2 separate regions of the Homo sapiens genome follow, and region 2 is linked to region 1. A link is a contact called in ENCODE Hi-C data. All regions are on one chromosome and are shown on one strand. Each heading gives the region's core, a stretch centred on a gene start or an enhancer-like site at or near the end of the contact. The rest is flanking DNA. Distances are from core to core; before and after follow the strand shown. Region 1 holds the start of ZNRF2 (zinc and ring finger 2). Region 2 holds the start of LSM5 (LSM5 homolog, U6 small nuclear RNA and mRNA degradation associated).

The links. Hi-C counts contacts between places; a loop is a spot of excess contacts on that map. Pooled maps may share reads with other maps.
Region 2: a map of B cell shows a loop between it and region 1 (17-fold over the local background). The contact joins the promoter of LSM5 here to the promoter of ZNRF2 in region 1. A Hi-C loop is called at or near these places in 1 of 168 maps with a recorded cell type or tissue (B cell), 1 of 37 single-sample maps with no recorded cell type and 11 of 50 pooled maps.

The regions. Positions count from the first base shown.
Region 1 is chr7:30,282,831-30,287,005 of GRCh38, forward strand. ZNRF2 (zinc and ring finger 2) reads left to right here and starts at 1,767. Exons shown (of 5, transcript NM_147128.4): 1 at 1,767-2,996. The coding sequence starts at 2,528. It overlaps LOC124901607 (a long non-coding RNA gene), which reads left to right. Exons shown (of 3, transcript XR_007060274.1): 3 at 1,369-1,424. It overlaps LOC105375218 (a long non-coding RNA gene), which reads right to left and starts at 3,255. Exons shown (of 4, transcript NR_136267.1): 1 at 3,230-3,255. RefSeq lists silencers at 1,613-2,042, 2,053-2,102, 2,183-2,572, 2,653-2,732, 2,883-3,012.
Region 2 is chr7:32,488,478-32,492,652 of GRCh38, forward strand. It overlaps LSM5 (LSM5 homolog, U6 small nuclear RNA and mRNA degradation associated), which reads right to left and starts at 1,903. Exons shown (of 5, transcript NM_012322.3): 1 at 1,843-1,903; 2 at 772-867; 3 at 148-175. The coding sequence starts at 1,888. RefSeq lists an enhancer at 1,806-1,855.

The DNA of each region.
Region 1 (4,175 bases), core at 517-3,016:
GAAATGTCAAGGAGAATAAGAACATGATAAGTTAATGAGTGACATTCAAGAAAGAATCGTTTTAGTACAACTGGTGAGGATACATGTATTCACTCACTCATTCATTCATTCATTCACAAAACATTTATTGCACCATGGCAAGACCAGACACTGTGTTAAACACTGGAGGTACAGACATGAAGTTTATCATGGAGCCAATTGAGTAGTGACAAGCAAGATATCTAATAATAATAATAACATGATCAGAGCTATGAAGGAGGTATTGTACAGCACTGAGTGGGAACACTGAAGTCAGTCTGTGATGCTGGGATGGGGGAGGAGGTGGCAGGAAACATCTATAAGGAGAGGGCACTTAACCAAAATGATGACCATATCTTAACATGATACTGCATATAAAGCACTGGGTACCTTTGTTTTTCCATGTATATATGTGTGTTTGTGTACACAGATACACGTCTTTATATGTATACATATATTCTCCATTTGTTTAAAAACTTGATTCCCATACCCTAAGAGTGATGAAAATCATTACATAAATGACTTATTGCAAATAGTGAAAAGATGACAAAGTATTTCTGTAGTTTTATAAAACACCACTTGCTATTATTATTTTCAAGTAGAGACTAGACATTTTCATAATGGGAGTCTCAGAGCAGGCTGTTCCCTGGGTATCCAGACCCTGCTCTGCCGTGAAGAGACCACACCAACACTGAGGAAGGCACTGAGGAGAATTTTATTACATTTTAGAGAAGTTATAGGATTTTAAAGAGGCAGGTGCCCTAGGATTTAACACAAACAGTTCAGGTAAGAAACCTAAAGTCGGCCTGGTGCGGTACGTCACGCCTGTAATCCCAGCACTTTGGAAGGCCGAGGCAGGTGGATCACTTGAGGACAGGAGTTCAAGACTAGCCTGGCCAACATGGTGAAAGACCGTCTCTACTAAAAATACAAAAATTAGCCAGGCGTGGTGGCACGTGCCTGTAATCCCAGCTACTCTGGAGGATGAGGCAGGAGAATCGCTCGAACTCGGGAGGCGGAGGTTGCAGTGAGCCGAGATCACACCATTGCACTCCAGCCTGGGTGACTGAGCGAGACTCCGTCTCAAAAACAAAAACAAAAATAAACCTAAAGTCCAAAAAAGTAAAATAATTTGCTCACTACAGATAATTTAGTTTGGTGTTGGGCCTAGATTCTAGGTTTTGTGAGTCAGGTGCAGCGTTCCTGGCACCACAGTATTTGCCCTACCACAGAGGGTCAACCTGGATTATCCCGAGTTCTTCCAACTCTGCGCTTCCTCCCAGGTTGGTGTTTCATGAGTAAGTCTGAGATCAAGCTGGCTTTTGAGCTTCTGTTTTTTTTTTTAATCAGTGTGTAACACCAACACCCACCGAAACCAAACGGCTCTGGGCAGAGGACACAGCCATTCACGCCCCCTGCCAGGAAAAGCTGCAGCTGACACAGGCTCCTACAGCGTCGGCGGGCCACGTGCGGGAGGAGGGGCCGCCTTCTGGTTGGCGCCCGGTGTCCGTTCCTCCTATCGGCGTAGGCCCCGCGAGGAAGACAAGGGCGCGCCCTGGCTGGGAGGGCGTGGCCAGAGACCTGTCCATCACCGAGTCCACGAGTGGCAGCACCTACCACACCGCAGTACCTTGGCGAGGCGGAGCAGGGGCAGGCAGGTCGCGGAAGGGGGAGGCGGAGCAAGGCCGGCGGGAGCCAATCGGCCTGGCGGCACGAGGGGGCGGGGGCGGGGTCAACGCGCGCGACCCAAACACACGGGCCGGGCGCACCCTGCAGCCGCGCCGCTCCGCGGCCTTCCGGCGCGGGGCCGGGGAACCTCCTCCCCATCTGCGCACCCCCCGCCTTCGCGGCCCAGATCCTCCCGCCAGCCCGGCCCCTCCTTCGCAGGGGGAGCGAGGCGACGGTTGCCGGGAAGCGCGCGCCACCTCTCCCTCCCATTTTTCGTTCTCCCCTCGCGCGCCACCCGTTTTTCCTCTTTCTCCGTTAATAACAGCTGGGTGGCTGGGGGAGGAGGGAAGGTGGCCCCGGCGGAGTCTGGGCGGGCGCCTCCCACTCAGCCGCCAGCCGCCGTGGGAGCCGGAGGATGGCGGCGGTAGCAGCGGCCGCCCGAGAGGAGGCGGTGCCGAGATCGGGGGCGCCGAGCGCGGCAGCAGAGAGCGGTAGCGGCCCGTCGTGGCGCACCAGAACCGAAACCAGCGGCAGCCGCACGGCCACTTGAGCCGCCCCTTCCTGCTGGAGCCAGCGAGGGGTGCCTGCAGCCGGGACCCCTTCCTCTCCGCGTCTCCTCGTCTCCCGCGCCCGCGTCAGGCCGTCGGCCTCGCCCGCCGCCCCAAGAAGAGCGCGCCGGGCGCCGACTGCCCCTCTGGACGCCGGGCGGCGGCCCTGGACGTGCGGGGGCCTCTCTGGGCCGGCCGCGGCGCCTGGGCCCTGCCCTCTAGCTCCCGCGCTCGCTCCCGCCCTCCCGGCTCTCGGGGCGCAGCGCGCGGGCCCGGCCCGGGGCAGGGCGGACATGGGCGCCAAACAGAGCGGCCCGGCCGCCGCTAACGGCCGCACGCGCGCGTACTCGGGCTCGGATCTACCTTCCAGTAGCAGCGGAGGCGCCAATGGGACCGCGGGCGGCGGCGGGGGCGCTCGGGCCGCCGCCGCGGGGAGGTTCCCGGCTCAGGTGCCCAGCGCGCACCAGCCCAGCGCCTCCGGCGGCGCCGCGGCGGCCGCGGCGGCCCCGGCAGCCCCGGCGGCCCCGCGCAGCCGCTCCCTCGGCGGGGCCGTGGGGAGCGTGGCGTCGGGGGCCCGCGCGGCGCAGTCCCCCTTCAGCATCCCGAACAGCAGCAGCGGCCCGTACGGCTCGCAGGACTCGGTGCACAGCAGCCCTGAGGACGGCGGCGGCGGCCGGGACCGGCCGGTGGGCGGGAGCCCCGGCGGGCCGCGCCTGGTGATCGGCTCCTTACCAGCTCACCTCTCGCCGCACATGTTTGGAGGTACGGACCCCTCTCCGCGCACCCGCGCTCGGTCCTCCCGCGGCTGCACGTGGGCCGTGGCCGCCGGCTATTTTTACCCTTCTCCTTTTCTCCTTCTGCCGGGGCGCCGGGGGCTGCCTCCCGGACCAGCCCGCGTCGGTCTCCATCCTGGAAGAAACCCGGCGCTTAACACCGGCGGTGCCGCTACCGCATAGACGCGTGGTTTTGTTTTTAAACATCCTGAGCACCCTCACCTCAGCGGCTGCCCAGTAGAGAAAGTCTATTTTCCAGTGAGATGACTGGAGCAAATGTTGTTTTACAACAAACCGACGAAACAGCCCTTGTGGTTGTGGTTTTTAGTACCAGGAAGTCAGGAGGAGACCAGTTGCTAAATGTAGTTCTATCTGGGGACTCGAGTGGGGAACAGTTTTTAAAGGCCAAAAGTCAAAGCGTCTCAAATGAACACTGAGTTACCATGTTTGGACCGACTTTTAGTATAAAGCTGTAATCCTGAAATCTGTGTCAGTAGTCCCAGTTACTATGTCATTTTAATTGGATGAATGCGTTAATGAAAAGTTTGTTTTTAAACCTCACTAAACTGCTACTTAAGATCACAGTTAATGTGAGTCCTGCTTAATTTGGAAAGCATTTAAAAAATGGAAAAGTTTCTTAAGGAAGTAAAAATTTTGCACATCTGTCTTCAAGGTACAATAATTGGCTAGGTTCTTTTGAAGAGCAGTGTTGACTAGAGTTAAGGAAAAGTCAGTTGTGAAAAATGGACATTTTTAATAGCAAAGTGATGTACTTTACTACAGAAACAGGAGGAAGTGTGCGTTGTCCTGGGGAAAATGAATCCTACTTCTTCAGTTATGTTTTATGCTGATCTACTTTATTGCAAAACGCTAATAGTAAATGAATCAAGACCACCTCCCCTCTCCCCTTTATGAAAATAAATAGAAGTATAGAAGATAAGCATTCCCATTTCATCGCATTATGTATCTGGTATTAGAAAAATTAGCAACTGAGCACAGATGAGCAGCGAAAACACGATCCCCTACATTTTTGTGCCGCTTTTACTTATATATTTGTAAACGTAGGAACTTTGGAGACTTAGTAAAGTGGAATACGTAGTAATTTATCCGTTCTCATGTTCTGTACTATCAGCACACACGCCAGCATAAATTAAAAACAGGAATGTCA
Region 2 (4,175 bases), core at 653-3,152, 2.2 Mb after region 1:
CCAATTTTACAAGCAAACAGATAAAACGTCTATCTTTAACGTTATTCCACCAAGAGGTAATGTTTTCTCATAAATAATTTTACTCAAAAGTAGTAAAACTGTCTTTAATTAAGAAGAGATTCCCCCCAATTCTTTAACACTACTCACAACTCAGTGACATCTTCCAGTACCATATCTGAAATTTGGTGTTAAGAAAATAAATACAGAATTTACTCTAGCTTCTGCCTTTGTTCAGCTTTTGTTTTTTGTTTTTGTTTTTGTTTTGAGACAAAGTCTCGCTCTGTCATCCAGGCTTAAGTGCAGTGGTACAATCACACCTCACTGCAGCCTCCACCTTTTAGGCTTAAAGGATCCTCCTGCCTTAGCCCCGGAGATTAGCTGGACCCACAGGTGTACATCACCATGCCCAGCTAATTTTTGTAATTTTTGTGGAGACAGGGTTTCATCATCTTGCCCAGGCTGGTCTCAAACTCCTGGGCTCAAGCGATCCACCCACCTCGCCCTCCCAAAGCGCTGGGATTATAGGCGTGAGCCACTGGGCTCGCCTGTTCAGTTTTAATTACAATGTTTAATACAATGGCTCAAATTCAAAATGCTTGTTGTTGATAGGAACTTTACCGTCTTTCAATACATACCTCTTAAAACATTATCATAAGTTCCCTGAGAATGAACTGATTTTTATTATAATAATCACAAATATACTGATTGTCTATAGTTCTTATGTTATTACTTAAGAAAAACCTATACCACCACCACCTTTTAAAAGGATACTGACAAAGTCATCAAATCCTAGAAGAGTACCAACAATTTCCTTATCACTCTTCATCACGATGTGAATTCTTGATCCTATACATTTGTCCACAAGCTCTGAGGAGGGAAAAAATATTATTTTACCATTCATTATTTCAACAAATATTTGAGTGCCTACTGGCACTCTTACTTGCATATAGTGAAAGAAAAACCAGGAAAAACATTCATTCAATAACTTTAGGTCTTATAATACAAATCTCAGTTCAAGCACAGCATCTGGCACATAATGAGCCTTCCAAAAGAGTCTGTGGCATGAAGGAATGAAAACTTTTCAATCACGGCCACGACCACTAGTTCAATCACTCTTCACCAACTACAAAAATATAAGAGGAGATAGGTATAATTATATTCACCGGAAACTCTCCGGTCACTGCTTCCCTTTCCCAACTCTGTCTATCCTCTGTGCTCTGACGGTAGCTTGAACATCTCTTTAGCTAGCCTAGCATTATGTGGCATGATGTCTACTTGTCCAGTGTTCTCTCCTCCACTGGCTTGTGTGCTATTTGAAGGCAATGGCTATGGTTTATCATTGAAAAATGCCCAGGCACGGTATCTAGTGTATAGATACTCAGTTACTACTTATTGAATGAATAAATAACAAACAGAGCTGGTTTCCAGATTCCTCATTTAAGGCTCATTCCGGACCAGGGTGTTAGTGTCACTAACCAACCACATACATAACATGGTCTATCTAATCTGGGGATCGTAAACGCCAGGCTGAGAAGTAGGCCTACTACCTATAACACTGCAGAGGCGGGCTCACAACAAAGTAGGCCGACGACGCGTTCACTAAATGTGGACCTTTTCCAGTGAAGGTCTGGTTTGAGAAGTCAAAGTCCTTGCCTGGAGGAGCCCGACCACGTTAAAGAGCAGGTGCGGCCTGCTGTCGCGAAGACTTGGAGCTCAGAGTCGAACCGCATTTGGTCTTATACATTTCCCCACACTCGGCCAGGGCCTGCCTCGGAACAGCCCCTCGGCCCCCAATCCTGAATGTCAGCTCCCTGTTCCTGCTCCCCAAAGGACGGCGATTACCTAAGGGCAGCAGCTGCGACGGGTTGGTAGTAGCGTTAGCCGCCATGGCTACGCCGGAAGTGGCCTGCCTTCATTGATGGTGGGACGACTTTGAAAAGCGCGCTTCCGCTTTTTCCGCAGCCCAAACAGGCTCGACCAATCTGAGGCCGAGCGCACGATCTAGTCAGCTGCGTGGGTCGCGTTCACTGGCTTTTTTCCCCGGCAAGTGAGATCCGGTGAAATATTTCCTGCCCACTGGACATTTTACCATCTCGGCAGATACCCATAATGCCCTTGAAGTTTTGGAGAGACGTTGAAGATATTTTGCCTTGTGAATAAATTGTTCCTGTAACGTTTGAGTCTTCTTCCCCCGTAAAGTTGCATTTCCTCTCAAGCCAGAATCTTCAAACCAGTATAAATCAATTCGTATTTCCTGCCATCAATTAACTGTTACAATTTTCGTTACAACTACTCATTAAGGAATCTATTGTTTCTTTTTAAAGTCCAGTGGATTGAAAATCTGCAACTAGCATTTTTTAAAATTTTTCTTTAGTGAGGATTTAAGATATGTTTTTTAAACTTTTTACTACTTTAATTCATCGTTCTTATCTTTTTATGTCTGGTAGTCTTATTTATTATAGGCTTTTAAATTCAGTTTCTTCAACAATTCTTGTCTCACAGGCAACCACCAGATGTCACTCTAAATTATTCCAGAAGTGTAAAATCATGCTTTCCACTTCTGTGTTGAAAACAGCAAAGTATCGGCCCTAGTCTGTTTTATATTTGTATCCTAGGAACTTAAACCTGAACAGTCTAGGTCAGGCGCAGTGGTAACGACTGTAATCCCAGCACTTTGGAAGGCCGAGGCGGGCGGATCACCTGAGGTCAGGAGTTCGAGACCAGCCTGGCCAACATGGGTGAAACCCCGTCTCTACTAAAAATACAAAAATTAGCTGGGCGTGGTGGCGTGCGCCTGTAGTCCCAGCTACTCGGGAGGCAGAGGCAGGAGAACTGCTTGAACCCGAGAGGCAGCGGTTGCAGTGAGCCTAGATCATGCAACTGCACTCCAGCCTGAACAACAAGAGCGAAACTCCATCTCAAAAAAAAAAAAAAAAAAAGCTAAACAATAAACATGAGCGGCCACAAAGAACGTCATTCATTCATACAACAAATGGTCATTAAGCACCCATCATTCCTTCATAGACTGAGTTCCTCAAGGCTGAGAATTATGGGAAGCAGTAGTTTACGTGATTAAATTTCTTCATTTTGAATTAAATGACTTTGGTTCAAATTCCATGGTCAGTTATTTGACAATGGGCAAGTTATTTTAACTTTTTAAGTCTCAATATACCCATTGGAAAAAATGGGGACAACAGTATCTACTCATAAGATTAATGTGAAGATTAATTGAGATAATCTATGAAAAGTGGTCAGCATAGGACCTGGCACATAGCCCTTTTAAACATGAGCTGTTATTACTTATCCTTGTTTTCTAATACATGATGTCTGGCTCAGAGTGAAGCTACATAAAGCTAGCATTGCTAGCTGGTTTTGCATTCATCTTATTTTTATAACCAGACATAAGCCACTTTAAGGAAGCAATTTCTTATTTTATACACTGTGCACACTACATTTTCAGGCACACTGTAGGGCGCCTAATGAATATTCTTTAAATTGATTCTCACTATTTCATTCACACCCATCAACATTCTCCTTACTCTTCATAAGATTTTAAATACGAAGTAATGCCAGATTTGTTTGTGACGCTTCTTTCTTTCTCTTTCTCTTTTTTTCTTTTTGTCCAATCCTCATTTGGTTGAAAACCACCTCTTTTCCTGGTTTTCCTTTTCTATTCCTATTTTATTTTCCCCATACCATACTGACAGTATGGGAGAATTCAAAACATTGTTGTTATTTGATAGAGTTTTTAAAAATTAGAAAAATAGGCTGGGCACAGTGGCTCACGCCTATAATCCCAACACTTTGGGGGCCGAGGTGGGCGGATCACGAGGTCAAGACATGAAGACCATCCTGGCCAACATGGTGAAACCCCATCTCTACTAAGAATACAAAAATTAGCTAGGTGTGGTGGCACACGCCTGTAGTCCCAGGTACTCAGGAGGCTGAGGCAGGAGAATCGCTTGAACCTGGGAGGCAGAGGTTGCAGTGAGCCAATCGTGCCACTGCACTCCAGCCTGGCGACGGAGTGAGACTCCATCTCAAAACAACAACAACAAAAAAAAAACAGAATAAACATTAGCAATTTTGAATGCCACTAATAAAGAATAAAGAAAATCTCTTTAGAATCTGAAAAAAGGAACGATATATAGTTCACTTACATAGTAGAGTTAATG